Regions from separate parts of the Homo sapiens genome. Here region 1 is linked to region 2. The links are chromatin loops, found by intact Hi-C in ENCODE. Cell type or tissue: PC-9. All regions are shown on one strand. Links, peaks and the distances in the headings refer to the core of each region. The heading gives the core; the rest is flanking DNA.

What was found. A loop is a pair of places that touch in the nucleus more often than their neighbours do. Peaks named below come from ENCODE experiments on the same cell type or tissue, not always from the same donor. Only the 100,000 strongest peaks of a DNase experiment are listed, where the experiment ranks them.
Region 1: a loop joins it to region 2, with 3.0 times the contacts of the local background. A loop is called at or near these places in 6 of 110 quality-filtered maps.

The regions. Positions count from the first base shown.
Region 1 is chr12:10,362,567-10,370,670 of GRCh38, forward strand. KLRK1-AS1 (KLRK1 antisense RNA 1) reads left to right here and starts at 1,203. Exons shown (of 4, transcript NR_120430.1): 1 at 1,203-1,467. RefSeq lists enhancers at 1,674-1,723, 2,184-2,253. In PC-9, for the core only: a CTCF peak has its summit at 4,554 (motif pointing right); a DNase peak (open chromatin) is centred at 2,585; H3K4me3 peaks cover 1,897 bases; H3K27ac peaks cover 1,831 bases.
Region 2 is chr12:10,745,659-10,753,762 of GRCh38, forward strand. LINC02366 (long intergenic non-protein coding RNA 2366) reads left to right here and starts at 4,576. Exons shown (of 7, transcript NR_120463.1): 1 at 4,576-4,642. RefSeq lists a silencer at 4,587-4,636. In PC-9, for the core only: CTCF peaks have their summits at 4,657 and 4,859; a DNase peak (open chromatin) is centred at 4,633; H3K4me3 peaks cover 517 bases.

The DNA.
Region 1 (8,104 bases), core at 1,596-6,595, 380 kb before region 2:
CTGCAGGAAGTAAAAAAAAAAAATGGCCACACTAAATAAATCTATGTTCAAGTGCTATTTTTTTATGGCACTGGGGAACAAGCATTTCAAACAATTTGGTGGCAGTCTGTATGGGGATACATTCTCCTCCAGGGGTGGTCTCCAGTCCTCTCTCATGAGGGAGTGCACTCCCCTACCTCATTGAAGGGGCCCTCAGGAATGACAAATTGAGACAAATAAACCCAGACTCTCAGCAACACAGAGAGAAAAAAAAAAAAAAGAAACTGGCCAGCAACCTAGCTTAAAGGATCCTCACATACTGTGGCGACAACTTTGTGCACAGGCCAAGAAAGAAGAAGCTGTGGGAGCCAATAAAGTATTTCCTTGGTGATCGGGACTAAAAAAAAAAAAAAAAAAAAAGCCACAGGACGGTAAAGCATTCCTTAGTTAGGACGTACCAAGGAGAGAGAAACTGCAGGGTCAGTAGATTATTCCTTAGTCGGGATGTCTTGGAGGTTAAAAATAGGTGAGAAATCCCCATAGAAGGGGTGTTGAACCTCAGAAAGAGGTGAGAAATCCCCATGAGGCGGGTTGAACCTCAGAAAGAGGTGAGGAATCCCCATGGGAGGGGGGCGTTGAACCTCACACAAACTCCCAGTAGTAAGAAAAATATTCAGAACCCCCCTTTCCTTTCTTCTTGGGGGAAGAAAGAATAGCCCCACTGCCACCAGTCCCTTCCCTAGGGAAAGGGGAAGGAGGGGGAAAACAGCAGCATAGGTGGCTGGCATGGAACAGGAATTAAAATAAATTACAGAATGTGTAAGCAAAAACTCAGTTGTATATAAGAAAACCCAATTCCCCCCTGAGGAAGAGAAAGAGCCGGAGTCCTTTAAAAATTAACTGCCTGTTTTCTGTGGCTAGTGAGCCTTATCTCTCCCTTTCCCAGGCATTATGAAGACCCTATTTCTCTAGCTGTGCAGCTGCAAGGTCACTAGACAGATAAACTCAAGTCATAAAACATGTTTTTCCTTGAAAAGAAATGATGTCATGTATGTCTCAATTGAATAACTGTCTTTGTTTCTTGCTTCTGTTATACGCTTCCCCCTGCACAAATCTTCCCCCACCCACGAAATGCTTAAAAGGTAACTTGACTCTTTGTTTGGGGCTCAGTCCTTTGGATGTTAATCCAAGTGGACCAGTGCACCTAAATAATAAATATCCTCCTCAATCCCTTGGTCTCTCTGATTCCTTATATATCCCGATACATTTCTGGGGGCTCATCAGGATTGGAGATGACAGATTTACTGTCCCCTTTGCCTGCGATACTAGGTCCCCGGGGCCAGGAGAGACCCGGCATCCAAGGTGTGCCACAGCTGAGCTTCACCCGGATATATAGACCAGCTCTCCCCACGTCCCAGCACCCTGCCTGGCAGCGCAATGGAACCGAGGATGGGGCTGCAGGACGATACCAGCACTTCAGGAACTGTGGTAAGGAGTATAGGCCCAAGGCAGGAAAGCCCGTCCCATAGGGACAAAGGGGAGCTTGATCACCTCCCAGGGACTGACCACTAATCCAACCCAGAGTGGCTGGGGGCAGCAGGAGTGGCCTGCCAATTTGGATGAAGCTTATGTCCCCACTAACAAAGTGAAAGTGGTTCACTGGATCTGGAGACAGGAACTGGGAGTGGTGTGTGTATGTGTGTGAATATGGGAGCCTAACTAGGCTCACCCAGGTCATGAGAGAGGCTCATTCCATCCGATGAGGACTCCTGCAGTAGGAGTGGTGTATGTGTGTGAAAGTGGGAGCCTAACTAGACTCACCCGGGACATGAGAGAGGCTCATTTCGTCCAATGAGGAATCCTGGGGCAAGGAAGGTGTGTGAAAGTGTGTGAAAGCGATGGTCTCGGGAGAGGCCAATGCAGGGAGTGACGTGGGGAGGCACAGATCCCTTAGCACGGGCTGTGTGCTCTGAGGCGAGTGTGGGGGGAAATCAGACCTAGGACATTGCATACAGCTGATAGGACGAGCTTTGCAGCTGTAGCAGGCTGTGACAGGGGAAGACACCTTCCTGGCTAAGCAGTGTCCGAAACTCCTGTAATAGGACCGGGTCTGCTGGACCTGAGAGTGAAAGTGAGAGTGAGAGTGAGAGTGTGCCGCAAGGGAGGAAATGGGAGGGAAAGCGTCAAAACCAACTCCTTTGGAGTGCATGATAAAAATTTTAAAGAAAGGATTTAGAGGTGATTGTGGGATGAAACTGGATGTTCAAAAGTTAAAGACATACTGTGAATTACAATAGCCCTCTTTTAGTGTCAGATGGCTGGCCGAAGGCACTGTAGAGAAATTGGCCGTGTGTTTTAAGGTGGTGACTAGGGTCGGAGGACAGCCAGGGCATTCAGACCTAGTCTTTATATTGACTCATGGCTAAATGTACGCAGCCCTGCCTAGCAGTTTATTGTAGAATGCTCGCAGCTCACGCCGAGATAAACCAACTGTGCTGGCAGCTACGGAGTTAAAGGGAAAGTCACAGAGGCTTCTAGCACCACCGATCCAAAAGTGAAAGTGAAAGTCAGCTGCCCTGGAAGCTATGCAGACCAAAAAAAAAAAAGAGTCTCAGGAAAGAGAAAACCAGTTTTGCAAGAATCACAGGATGGAATAGAGATCCTTCCTACCTATATTCCAATCTATCCCCCCTTACCAAGGCTAATTGCCCCTAAGGAGGTAAGTTCAAACAGATACATGCTCCCACTCTCACCTGAGAAGGAGAAATCGGAGCTCCAGGAAGTTAAAACGAAAGGCTCAAAAAGGTAGGCAGGCCGTCTCAGGTCAAGTCATGCCCAAGTTATGCTTCTGCCTCTTAAGAGGACAAGCAGACCCCCACTAGGACCCAGACGATGCAGTCCAGCTTCAGCACCTACAAAAGTGCCGAGAAGCACTTTTACAAAGGCTAAAGGATGTTAAAAGGAAAAGGCAACCAATATAAAAAAATCTCAGAAGTGCTCCATGGTGCAGATAAAAGCACCAGCCAGTTTTATAGGCATTTTGCTTGTACACTCTGTTTAACCCCGAGGCTGCTGAAAATCAGTGAATAGTAAATACGGCATTTGTAAGGCAGGCCCAAGGAGATATCAGGCATAAATTGCAGAAGTTAGAAGCTCCGTAGGTGTGAATGCTACTCAGCTTATTAAAGTGGCTACCAAGGTGTACATTAACTGAGACCAGGAGGCAAAGAAGAAAGCTGATTGGAGGCTTAATAAAGGCTTATTTACAAGCAGCAGCCCTTATGGGAAGAGAGGCTGGCTTTGCAAGGAGGCATAGATGCGGGTGTGAATGCAGTTGTGGAAAAGGCTAGTCTGGACAGCAATTTGAAAGCCAGCCAAGGCTAGAGAGAGATTAATGTACATGGTGCAAAAGAAAAGGACACTAGAAGGATAAATGTCAAAAGAATAAGGAGAATGGTCAAGGCCATGGTATGAAAAAACCACTGGCCAAGGGCTACTGCACCCAGGAGAAACCCAAGACTGCTGTGAAAGGCAGGATATAAAGGGTCAGAAAAAAGCTCAGATCTGCTCGAAAAGTGTCCAGTACTTAAGCTTTTACATAAGCCAAGAGGAAAGATGGCTTAGTAGTGAACAAAAGCAGGCTGTTTGTGCACTTCCTACTCCAACCACCTGGCGTCGAATAACAGAGTTCCTAAGGGCAGCAAAGTTCTTCCGCATTTAGATCCCAAATTTCTTGCTTGTGGCTAAGCCATTATACAAAGCCACAAAGAGGAGGAAAGAAGGACTCCTCCTCTAGGAGGCCAACCAGAAGAAGGCTTTTCAAAAAATCAAAGAAGCCTTGACTCAGATCCCAGCTTTAGGACTGCCAGATCTAACTAACTAAGCTTATCTTCTTGAATGTCCACAAGTGAAAGGGAGGCCATAAAGATTCTAACTCAAGCCATAAGGTCATGGCATTGCCCAGTGACACACTTATCCAGGCAGTTAGATTCTGTGGCACTTGGATGGCCTCCTTGTTTTAAAGCACTAGCTGCTACTGCCCTACTGGCACAAGAAGCTAATAAACTGACTTTAGAGATGGTGAATACCCTAAACCCGGCTACCTTGCTCCTCATCGAGTCAGTGCCAGGAGACCCCCTTCGTTGCTGTGTAAATGTGATAGATGAAGTGTTCTTAAGCCAGAGAGATTTGACAGATACATCCCTCAGGGACCTGGACATTGAATATTTTACTAATGGAAGCAGTTTCATACTAAACGGAGTCCGCCAAGCTGGGTATGCAGTGGTGACTTTGGATTCAGTAGTAGAGGTGCAGTCTTTGCCTACAAAAACTTCTGCTTAGAAAGCAGAACTAATAGCTCTGACAAGAGCTCTCTGGCTAGCCAAAGACCAAAAGACAAATATTTACACATATTCCAGATATGTTTCTGCCACTTTGCATGTTCATGAGACTATTTACAAAGAAAAAATAATTTTAACTGCTGAAAGTAAAGAAATAAAGTATAAGGAAGAAATTCTAGAGCTCTTAAATGCTGTATAGGCCCCAAAAGGTGGCAGTGATGTACTGCAAGGGGCACCAAAAAGGAAGAATACTAAAGGCTAAAAAAATAAAATAAAATAAGAAAACAGACAAAGAGGCAAAGCAGGCTGCAATGACAACTCCACCTTTTAAAGAGGAAGCCTTAGCTATGCCTCTCCTCCCAGAGATTCCTCTCCTGGATATCCCAAGCTACACTCCAAATGAAAGGGCTTATTTTGCCCAGAAAAATAAAAACTACATTAAAAGGAGATGGTAAATATTATCCAATGGGAGGCTAGCCATACCTGAAATGGTGGCCCCCAGATTTTTAAAAGAGTTCCACCAAGGAACTCACATGGAAAAAAATACAACAACAGAAATGAGGAATGCTATATATCAAAATAGATTGGCTTTAGATTACCTCTTAGCCTCAGGAGGAGGAGTATGTGGAAAATTTAATTTAACCAACTGTTGCCTAGAAATCGATGATAATGGTTGAGCTGTCATGGAAATCACCGCTAGAATGCACACATTGGCCCATATTCCAGTTCAGACTTGGTCTGGGTGGTCCCCGGATTCCTTGTTTGGAGGATGGTTCTCAGCCTTTAGAGGATTCAAAAGCCTCATTGGTGGGTTCTTGGTTATTCTTGGCATCTGCCTCATCCTCCCTTGCCTTTTACCCCTGTTTATTAGAAGTATTCAGTCAACTATGGAGGCAATAGTGGCCTGATACACTACCATGCAGATGATGGCATTAACCAGATATCAGTCGCTGCTGGTAGAAGCAGCAGCTCAGCTCCACGAAGACGTGGCAAATAGTGGTGCTTTCTGTTAACACATTTGTTATAAAAAGCACCAAAGGGGGGAATGGAACAGGAATTAAAAGAAATTAAAGAATGTGTAAGCAAAAACTCAGTTGTATGTAAGAAAACCCAATTCCCCCTGAGGAAGAGAAAGAACTGGAGTCCTTTAAAAATTAACTGCCTGTTTTTCCGTGGCTAGTGAGCCTTATCTCTCCCTTTCCCAGGCATTGTGAAGACCCTGTTTCTCTAGCTGTGCAGCTGCAAGGTCACTAGACAGACAAACTCAAGTCATAAAACATGCTTTTCCTTGAAAAGTAAGAAACAATGTAATGTATGTCTCAATTGAATAACTGTCTTTGTTTCTTGCTTCTGTAATATGCTTCCCCCTGCACAAATCTTCCCCCACAGACAAAATACTTAAAAGATAACTTGACTCTTTGTTCAGGGCTCAGTCATTTGGATGTTAATCCAACTGGGCCAGTGCACCTAAATAATAAAAATCCTCCTCAACCCCTTGGTGTTCCTGATTCCTTATCAATCCTGCTACAGGTGGAGAAAAAAGAAAGACCAGCAGAAAAGAAAAAAACTAGGAGAGGAAGTCAGAGGGAAAGAAAGCAAAAACAGCAAGCATAGAGCCAAACAGCCAGGCAGGCACGCCAAGGGGTAAGTCCCTCTCCCCAAAGAGCTTGGGGACTGGTGCCGGGAGGAGAGCAGAGGAGGTGAAAGGGCATAATTCTTGCAATTTGCGGCAGGCATCTGCCAATCCTCTGGGCCGGTGACTGCCTGGGGCCCAGACTACAGCCGGGCAAATCCCACCCACCCAGCCAGAGAAACTAAGTGTAAAAAGAAAGGAAAAAATATAAAAAGGGAAATCAGGAAAAATAAAAAACACAGGAGAAACAGACAGCTGCGTGTGCGTGGGGGTGGGGCCCGTGCCATGGCCCAGCAGGGCTCGCAGCAGGAGCAGGAGAACTTGGGAAAAGAAAGGGAAACAGGATGAGAGAGAGAGAGAGAGAGAGAGAGGAAAATAGAGCGCAAATGAGAGAGAGAGAGAAATAGAGGGAAAGAGTAAGTAAGAGAGAAACTGGAAGAGACAGAAATCAAAGGAAGATACAGAGAGTGAAACTAGAAAAATAGTGAAAAAGGAAGGCAGAAAGTTAAGACATGCTGAAGATTGTCTGTGAAAGTCATAAGAAAAGCTATAAAAGGGAATTTATGCAAAAAATATTGTATAACTGAAAAACAGGCCTCCTGAATGTAAAATTATTAAAAAAAGTTTATGTACAAGGTATGTAAAAAAATACTTTTAATAACAGGATTATAAAGAGGCATAAGAATACAGATTTTTACCTACATTAAAGGCTAAACTTTTTTTCTGTTTTAAAGATTTAAGCAAGTTTTAAAATGTTAATTGTAAAGGAAATTCTGTGTGTTAACATATTGGCTAAAGTTAAAGGGGTATCATCCAGTTTTTCTGTGAACTGGATATTACAATAAAATCACTATAGATTTTTCTTAAAGCACTAACCTGCTCTTTAACAAAAATTATAAAAAGTTAAAGAATCTATAAAAGTCTTACCTTATAGTTAGACATTAAAATTGGATAAATAATGTCTACAAGATTTTATTAAAATTAAGTTGAACATCAATAGCACATTAATATAATGGTAAAATTTAACTTATCTGGTATAAAATCATACAAAAACATTGTCAAATATAAAATGGTGTTTGGCTTTCTTAAGGCCTAAAGGCAACCCGGTAAGTCACAAGGACCCTCATCCCCAAGGCCACAGAGTGCAGGGTGGTGAAGGCCATAAGAAGGCCAAACATTAAGAGGGGGCAGGGCCACAGTGTCTCCTGGGCAGCGCTGAGCAGGAATAGAGCAAGGGGCATAACCATGAGGCCTCAAGCCCCAGGATATGCAGCAGAAATTATATACTTAATCTATCTTCCACTTTCCCTTCCCTTGGAGCTAAAAGTCTTTTAGCACAGGTAGCACCCCTAGAATTTCCAGTACACCAGCACCAGCCTGAAAACCACATCCTTATCAAAAGATAGAAAGAAAAAAAAACTCAAGCCAGCCTGGGAAGAACCCTATTTTATGCTATTAACCACTGAGACTGCCGTCCGCACAGCCAAGAAAAAAATGGTCCCACCATACTCGAGTCAAGAAAACATCTTCCTCTCAGAATCATGGGTTACTGTACTAGGATTAAGCCCTACTAAGTTAAAGTTAAAGAAAGCTTAATTTTCATATACCTTCTATATCGCTTCCTTTCCTTTCCGTATTTTGTTACTAGCTCCGTTGTTATTAATGTAACTAAGTCTGACTCACCTCAGACCATTGCCTTTAACTCTTGCTCTGTCATACCTTGTGGAAATGTAAAATATCAACAACAGCTAGCCTTTTCACACAAATATTTATGTCCCAGCCCTCTAACTGACACAGGTACCCCTAGCAGTCATTGTTGTAATGACCTGCAGCCAAGATGCTGATTTTCTGCTCCTACAGGCTGGCAACCTTGTAGTAAATGGGACCACATCCCTTAAACTACCCAGGAGCAAAGCTGGACTTCCACGAAAAAGGTTTGTGCAAATCTAAAACCCCTCATCTATTTCACTAAAAGGACTACCCCTTCTCACTGTCAGCCTTATCAGTGTAACCCTGTCCTTCTCTTTATCACCACCTCCACCTTAACTAACTCTAGACCTGCCCTTAGTCGCTTCTGTGGTATGGGGATTGACATAAATGGAAAAGACCCCCTAGGTATTTTTAAAATATGGATTTTTCCCCCATCTCCCCC
Region 2 (8,104 bases), core at 1,934-6,933:
GGTTTGCCGGTATTTTATTGAGGATTTTCTCATCGATGTTCATCAGGGATATTGGCCTAAAATTCTCTTTTTTTGTTGCGTCTCTGTCAGGCTTTGGTATCAGGATGATGCCGGCCTCATAAAATGAGTTAGGGAGGATTCCTTCTTTTTCTATTGATTGGAATAGTTTCAGAAGGAATGGTACCAGCTCCTCTTTGTACCTCTAGTAGAATTTGGCTGTGAATCTGTCTGGTTCTGGACTTTTTTTGGTTGGTAGGCTATTAATTATTGCCTCAATTTCAGAGCCTGTTATTGGTCTATTCAGGGATTCAACTTCTTCCTGGTTTAGTCTTGGGAAGGTGTGTGTGTCCAGGAATTTATCCATTTCTTCTAGATTTTCTAGTTTCTTTGCGTAGAGATGTTTATAGTATTCTCTGATGGTAGTTTGTATTTCTGTGGGATCAGTGGTAATATCCCCTTTATCATTTTTTATTGCATCTATTTGATTCTTCTCTTTCTTCTTCTTTATTAGTCTTGTTACCGGCCTATCAGTTTTGTTAATCTTTTCAAAAAACCAGCTCCTGGATTCATTGATTTTTTTGAAGGGTTTTGTTGTGTCTCTATTTCCTTCAGTTCTGCTCTGATCTTAGTCATTTCTTGCCTTCTGCTAGCTTTTGAATTTCTTTGTTCTTGCTTCTCTAGTTCTTTTAATTGTGATGTTAGGGTGTCGATTTTAGATCTTTCCTGCTTTCTCTTGTGGGCATTTAGTGCTATAAATTTCCCTCTACACACTGCTTTAAATGTGTCCCAGAGATTCTTGTACATTGTGTCTTTGTTCTCATTGGTTTCAAAGAACATCTTTATTTCTGCCTTCATTTCGTTATTTACCCAGTAGTCATTCAGGAGCAGGTTGTTCAGTTTCCATGTAGTTGTGCGGTTTTGAGTGAGTTTCTTAATCCTGAGTTCTAGTGTGACTGCACTGTGGTCTGAGAGACAGTTTCTTGTGATTTCTCTTCTTTTACATGTGCTGAGGACTGCTTTACTTCCAACTATGTGGTCAATTTTGGATTAAGTGTGATGTGGTGCTGTGAAGAATGTATATTCTATTGATGTGTGGTGGAGAGTTCTGTAGATGTCTATTAGGTCTGCTTCGTGCAGAGCTGGGTTCAAGTCCTGGATATCCTTGGTAACCTTCTGTCTCGTTGATGTGTCTAATATTGACAGTGGGATGTTAAAGTCTCCCATTATTATTGTGTGGGAGTCTAAGTCTCTTTGTAGGTCTCTAAGGAGTTGCTTTATGAATCTGGGTACTCCTGCATTGGGTGCATATATATTTAAGATAGTTAGCTCTTCTTGTTGAATTGATCCCTTTACCATTATGTAACGGCTTACTTTGTCTCTTTTGATCTATGTTGGTTTAAAGTCTGTTTTATCAGAGACTAGGATTGCAACCCCTGCCTTTTTTTGTTTTCCATTTGCTTGGTAGATCTTCCTCCGTTCCTTGATTTTGAGCCTATGTGTGTCTCTGCTTGTGAGATGGGTCTCCTGAATACAGCACACCGATGGGTCTTGACTCTATCCAATTTGCCAGTCTGTGTCTTTTAATTGGAGCATTTAGCTTTGTTCTGTTGCTGGCAAGGAGCTGTGATCCTTTGGAGGAGAAGAGGTGCTCTAGTTTTTAGAATTTTCAGCTTTTCTGCTCTGGTTTCTCCCCATCTTTGTGGTTTTATCTACCTTTGGTCTTTGATGATGGTGACCTACAGATGGAGTTTTGGTGTGGATGTGGTTTTTGTTGATGTTGATGCTACTCCTTTCTTTTTGTTAGTTTTCCTTCTAACAATCAGGTCCCTCAGCTGCAGATCTGTTGGAGTTTGCTGGAGGTCCACACCTGGGTATCAACAGTGGAGGCTGTAGAACAGCAAACATTGCAGAATAGCAAATATTGCTGCCTGATCCTTCCTCTGGAAGCTTCGTCTCAGAAGGGCACTCAACTGTATGAGGTGTCAGTCGGCCCCTACTGGGAGGTGTCTCCCAGTTAGGCTACACAGGGTCAGGGACCCACTTAAGGAGGCAGTCTGTCCATTCTCAGAGCTCAAACACTGTGTAGGGAGAACCACTGGTCTCTTCAGAGCTGTCAGACAGGGACGTTTAAGTCTGCAAAGTTTCTGCTGCCTTTTGTTCATCTATGCACTGCCCCTGGAGGTGGAGTCTACAGAGGCAGGCAAGCCTCGTTGAGCTGAGGTGGGCTCCGCCTAGTTCGAGCTTCCCAGCTGCTTTGTTTACCTACTCAAGCCTCAGCAATGGCGGACACCCCTCTACCAGCCAGGCTGCCGCCTTGCCATTCAATCTTGGACAGCTGTGCTAGCAGTGAGCAAGGCTCCGTGGCCGTGGGACCCACTGAGCCAGGCACGGGATATAATCTCCTGGTATGCCATTTGCTAGGACTGTTGGAAAAGCACAGTATTCGGGTGGCAATGTCCCGATTTTCCAGGTACAGTCTGTCACGGCTTCCCTTGGCTAGGAAAGGGAATTCCCTGACTCCTTGCACTTCCCACGTGAGGCAATGCCCCGCCCTGCTTCGGCTCACCCTCCATGGGCTGCACCCACTGTCCAACCAGTCCCAGTGAGATGAACCAGGTACCTCAGTTGGAAATGCAGAAATCACCTGTCTTCTGTGTCGATCATGCTAGGAGCTGCGGACTGGAGCTGTTCCTATTCAGCTATCTTTGGATAAAGTCTTGCTCTGTCACCCAGGCTGTAGTGCAGTGGCACAATCATGGCTCACTGCAGCCTCAGCCTCCTGGGCTCAAGCAGTCTTTCCACCTCAGCCTCCAAAAATGCTGGAATTACAGGCATGAGCCACCTTGCCTGGCCCTGCTTTATTATGTGAGGACTGTTTTCCAGGAAAAAAGTACTCGTCGCAAATGGTAACATATATCAGTGACTCCATCTTGGGTCGCACTGTGTCTCCTAGGCTGGAACGCAGCGTAATGATCATAGCTCACTGCAGCCGTGAACTCTTGGGCTCAAACAAATCATTTCACCTCAGCCTCCCATGTAGTTATGTCTACAAGCTTGTGCCATTGCACCTGGCTAGTTTTTAATTTTTTTGTAGAGACAGGGTCTCGCTATGTTGCCCAGGCTGGTCTCCAACTGGTCTCCTGGATTCACAGTGATCCACCTGCCTCAGCCTCCCAAAGTGTTGGGATTATAGGCTCCACCCAGCAAGGTACATTTAAAAAAAAATTTATTCTAAAAATAGTCAGACTGAGGTATAGATGGAAATATGAATTCAGAATATTATAATTTTGGCCTATCTTTAAATATTTGGAAAAACTGTTAAAATCTGTATCCCAAATTATGGTTTTATGAGTGTTATTACCATAGATACAGGGGGAAATGTGGACATGCCAAATGGTTTAGAATTTCATCCTGATCATCCAGGAAATGAATTATTTCTTTTTAACTTCTCAAAAAGACATTTAGCCAGTCATAACATATGTCTCCTGGGGTGTCTGTGTTTTTCAGTACATACTGCTTTGATAATCATCACCCTTGTTTATGTTTAGCTGCTTGACAGCTGTTGCCAGGCCATATTGAATTCTCTTTCTCAGAGGTTAGGAGCCAAAATTCACAGATATAAGTCAGTCTCTGATAGTCACTTAAGCTGAGGATGTGGGAATTCAGGAGCTGTCGGGTCTAGAGAGGAGAAAGTCAGCCAATAGAAAGAGGCAATAGTCCAAAGATATCAAGAAAACCATGGACTAGAGAATGTGGAAAGAAAAAAGTTTGAACAACTGTGTAATTCTTATAGTTTTCCAGTTGTTGATTCTAATCTCCTGTATCACTTAAAGAAACTTCTTGTTTTCTTTGAAATGACCCGTAATTACACTGAAAAGCCATCTTTTTCCTCCCTTTAACTCAATTTGAAGAGAATTCTGTTATTTCTAATTCAACACACCTTAACGTGACATTCAATGAAGAAATGTTCCTGCCCCATTTAAGCATTAGGGAAGAAAAGTCAGTGACCCTGATATAAACACTAAAATTGAAACTGCTGTAGCTATACAATCATTATTTAATAGTGGCTTAAAGAGTTACTAATATTATCCTGTGCTAAAGATGAATAGAATCTTTTAAGGCTTCTTTTCAGTTATGAAAAAAATGGCAAAATTTCTCCTTTCTATATCAGTGAGGAAGATGGTTAGGAAGAAAGGCCACTTTGTGTTAGTCAAACAGGCTTTCTTCAGAGCTGTCAGCGGGCTGTGATGAAAGAACCATGACACTGACCCTAGACTAAGGTTTGAATTCCGCCGAGGTCACTCACTACCTCAGTTACCTTGGATAATTTACTTGATTTCTCCCTTTCTAGTTCTTTTTCTGTAAAATGAGGAAGAGAATGGTAAAGTCTCCTTTGCATTACTGTGAGGATTGCCAAAGGTCTGGATCACAGTTGGTTCTCCCGTGGGAATCATTGCCATCACCGTCATTGCCTTGTGTACGGCCTTCACGCGTTTCGCCAGCTTCTGTGTCATTGGTGACATCATAAAATCAGGGAAAGGGAAATCTGTAAACACTGGCCGTTGAAGAATACGGTTTCTGAGAATTTCCACTCTGAATTCACATTCCGTTCAGTGTTATCGCCACCCTGTGGATTTCTTGGGTAATGAAACTCAGACCGGGAAATGAAAACGGGGATTTTCAGTAAATCGGTTCCAGTAAATCTCTGCTGCTCTTGTGGGCGCCCTCTTTTGAGCACCGGAGGAATGAGCACCGTTCTTCATTCTTTTGGTTTTGTAAAGTTGTAGAGCTGCGTTCATAAGTGAGATCATTAATTAATCTGCCCTTCTCCGTAGACCTTCCTCCTCCCCAATTTTCAATATAAAAACTGATTCCCAGGTAGCTTTAATTTCAAAACTGGTCAGTGGTAAATTTAGGAAGAGAATTTAAGGTCTCCTGACTTCCAATCAAACATAGTTCCCACTTGCCCAATTGGATAATAGATGTTTGTTTTTACAATTAGCTAATTATTTCTCAGTATTTACTTATTTTATAAGTAGTACATAATTAATCAATTGACCAACTGGCCTTATGGCACTGTGTTTACATGTGATCCTGCCCCTTTCTAGTCTATTTTCTGGAGGTTGTCAATCATCTTCCTTTAGAAGTATTTTCTGCCATTCTTTTTTGTGGAAGTATTGCGTGATTGTCCAAAGGCCTGTCCCTATTTGCGGAGACTCCTTGAGAATGTCCACCTTTGTGTATTTCTCCTACTTCCTGAAATATCCCTTCATTTCTCAGAAACTGTGCAAATCTTACTTCCTCTAAGCCCAATTTAAGTCCTGCTTGCTTCTGAGCCTTTCAGGCCATAGTAACTCTTGCTGTTCTTTCTGAGGCTCATATCATTGACATATATGAATTATTTTAATGTCTTAATTGGATTACTAAGAGCACTCCAATTCCCAACACATACATGATTAATACTTATTTCTGGATCCATCGTGGGCATCCCTGTTTTCTCTTCCCCTTTCTATCATATTTCTATCTTCCCAAACAAGCAGAAAAAAAAATCTATGGCCTATTTTAGGTAGTGGCAGATTATTGTGTTTTGTTTCTACAGGTGTTTACTTGTGGCAACCTGTTTCCTCACTGTGCATGTGTGTGCATCCTAAGTACGTGTGTGTTTAATTCCCCTATAACCTTCTGCTGGGAGGATTTTATCTATAAGTATTCCTTGGGATCTGTGTGGAAGTTGCTTTCCTCTACAGGAAAGGTTTTCCTTTGCATCTTACATGCAAACTGAAGGTATCACTTTAAAATAAATTTTCAGGTTGAAGTTTTGGGGACTAAATGTTGCAAACATGTTTGAAGGCTGGCTTATGGTTATGAATTCTTAATGGCAATGATTTTCCCTCTCTCCCCTCATTTCCGAGGTTGAAACCTTTAATACATTTGTTGTTCCCTTTTTGTTGGCTTGTTTGTTTGCTTGTAGCTCTCCATCACAACCAGGGTGTAGTTTTATTGTATCCGAGGTGCATGTGTGCTGGAGGAGTTTCTATGAATTAGTCTCCAATTTGACGAATGTTTGTTCATTAGTCCAACTTGAATGTGGACTTTGTGGCTGTCCTTTGTCCTCATGTGCTATATCAATGAAGGCTCAGATTATCCTTGATTTACATATACCCTTAGGACAGGACCAAATTTCAGGCTTTACTTCCCTCCTGGATTTTTGCTTTCTATTTATTTTTGTTAAATCTATGAACATTTCCTTTTATTTTTACCAGATCAGCCACGCATTTAACCGTATTTTTTCATGTTACAGCTAGAATCTTAAATTCTTTGAGTTGAGATCGTTGTCCTTGAAGTACACAGTGATCACTCATTGAAACTTTTAGATTAATTTTAGGATCAGTTTGTAAATTTCATGGAACAATTCTGTTACGATTTTAGATTAGAATTTCACTAAATTTGGAGGATTCCAGGGGAATTAATATCTTTACAATACTCTTGCTTCTCATTCTTGAAAATAACTTATCATTTCACTTATTTATGTCCTTATGCCCTTCAGTAATGTTTATGTTTTTTCCTTTGAATATCTTTTGCTGCTGTTTTGTAAACAGGTTTTTTTTTAACTTCCATTTTTTATTTGTCACTGTTGTATAACTAGCTAATACTTACATAGTACTTACTACGTGGCAGAAATCATTTTAAATCCTTTAGTAATCTTTTACCTGGTGAACTTGTTTATTGATTTAAATGGTCTGTCATTTGGTTTCTCTTGAATTTTCAATGAAGGCAACTATATTATCAATAGTCATTGACTCTTTTGTCAATTTCTTTTCAGTACCTGTGCTCTTTATATAATTATTCATTCTTTTTTTCTTATTATTTGTCTATTTGGTGCCTCTCTTTAATGATATTGTCCTGCACTGTGTGGGTTGTCACTCTTGATTGCAGTTTTATATTTGCATTTGAGAATTTCTCTTCCCCTGCTTACAATGATCGAATGAAGACAGTTGGAATCTAAAGGATAGAAATCTGACAGGATTGAACTGACGAAGAAAATCTGGGTCCAAAGATAGAAATCAGATAAGATGGCTATGGGTGAGATTTGTTCTGTAGAAATATATACAAACACACACATGCACATATATGTAAAAGTATTGTCAAACCATTTGCAGTGGTGGCTCAACCTGATGGTTCAGAGGTTCCAGACAATACAAAACGTGTTGGGAAAATAGTGTTGAAAGATAGATACTTCCATCTCTCATGGAGCTTATATCAGAAGAGGAATCAAATGTTAGAAAAAAAAGATTATACTAAAACAAAGTCATAATCATTGTACTAAGGCCATTAAAGCAATAAATCATTTAGCAATGCACTGCTCAAAAGCATCAAGTTTAATTCCTCTTCCCCTGCCTACGGTGTTCTAGTGGAGGCAGCTGGAATCTACGAATGCAAGACCTTCCAGTGCAGGAACAAAGATTTTTCCATTCCTTTTGGGTGTTGCCAACCACCTGGAACACTGTGCTACTTCTGTGACCCAGTTATTCATACTAATGTCTCCAGTCTGGAAGCAAATGCTACACTGTTCACTGCATGAGTCTCTCTCTCTCTCTCTCTGTGTGTGTGTGTGTGTGTGTAAATGTTTGTGTTTGCGTGGGGGTGTGGAAATGGGGCCAACCTGCCTAACTGTTTTACATTCCATCTCTAAGCAGTCATCCGAAGGATGATTACTCTTGGCTCCAGACTCCTCTTTATTTTCATTAATTGCAAGTTAGCAGAATCTGCAGAATTCATCTCACCCATATCAGCCATCTTATCTGATTTCTATTTTTGGGCCCAGATTTTCTTCCTCAATTTGATCCTGTCAGATTTCTATCTTTTAGATACATATGAATATATTTGGTTTTCTAGTGACATTTCCTTCTTTTGTTCCAGCATGGTTAAGACTTTGTTCTTTATTTTAAAATTCTTTCTCAAAGATTAGTTGTGAGGTGAAGTTTGTTGCATTTGTCCATCCTGCTTCATTGATGTAATTTTTATTAAACCTACTTATTAATTGTTTTCCTTATTCTTAGCTATCTTTTACTGGCTGAACTGCTAGTACAACAACCAATAATAG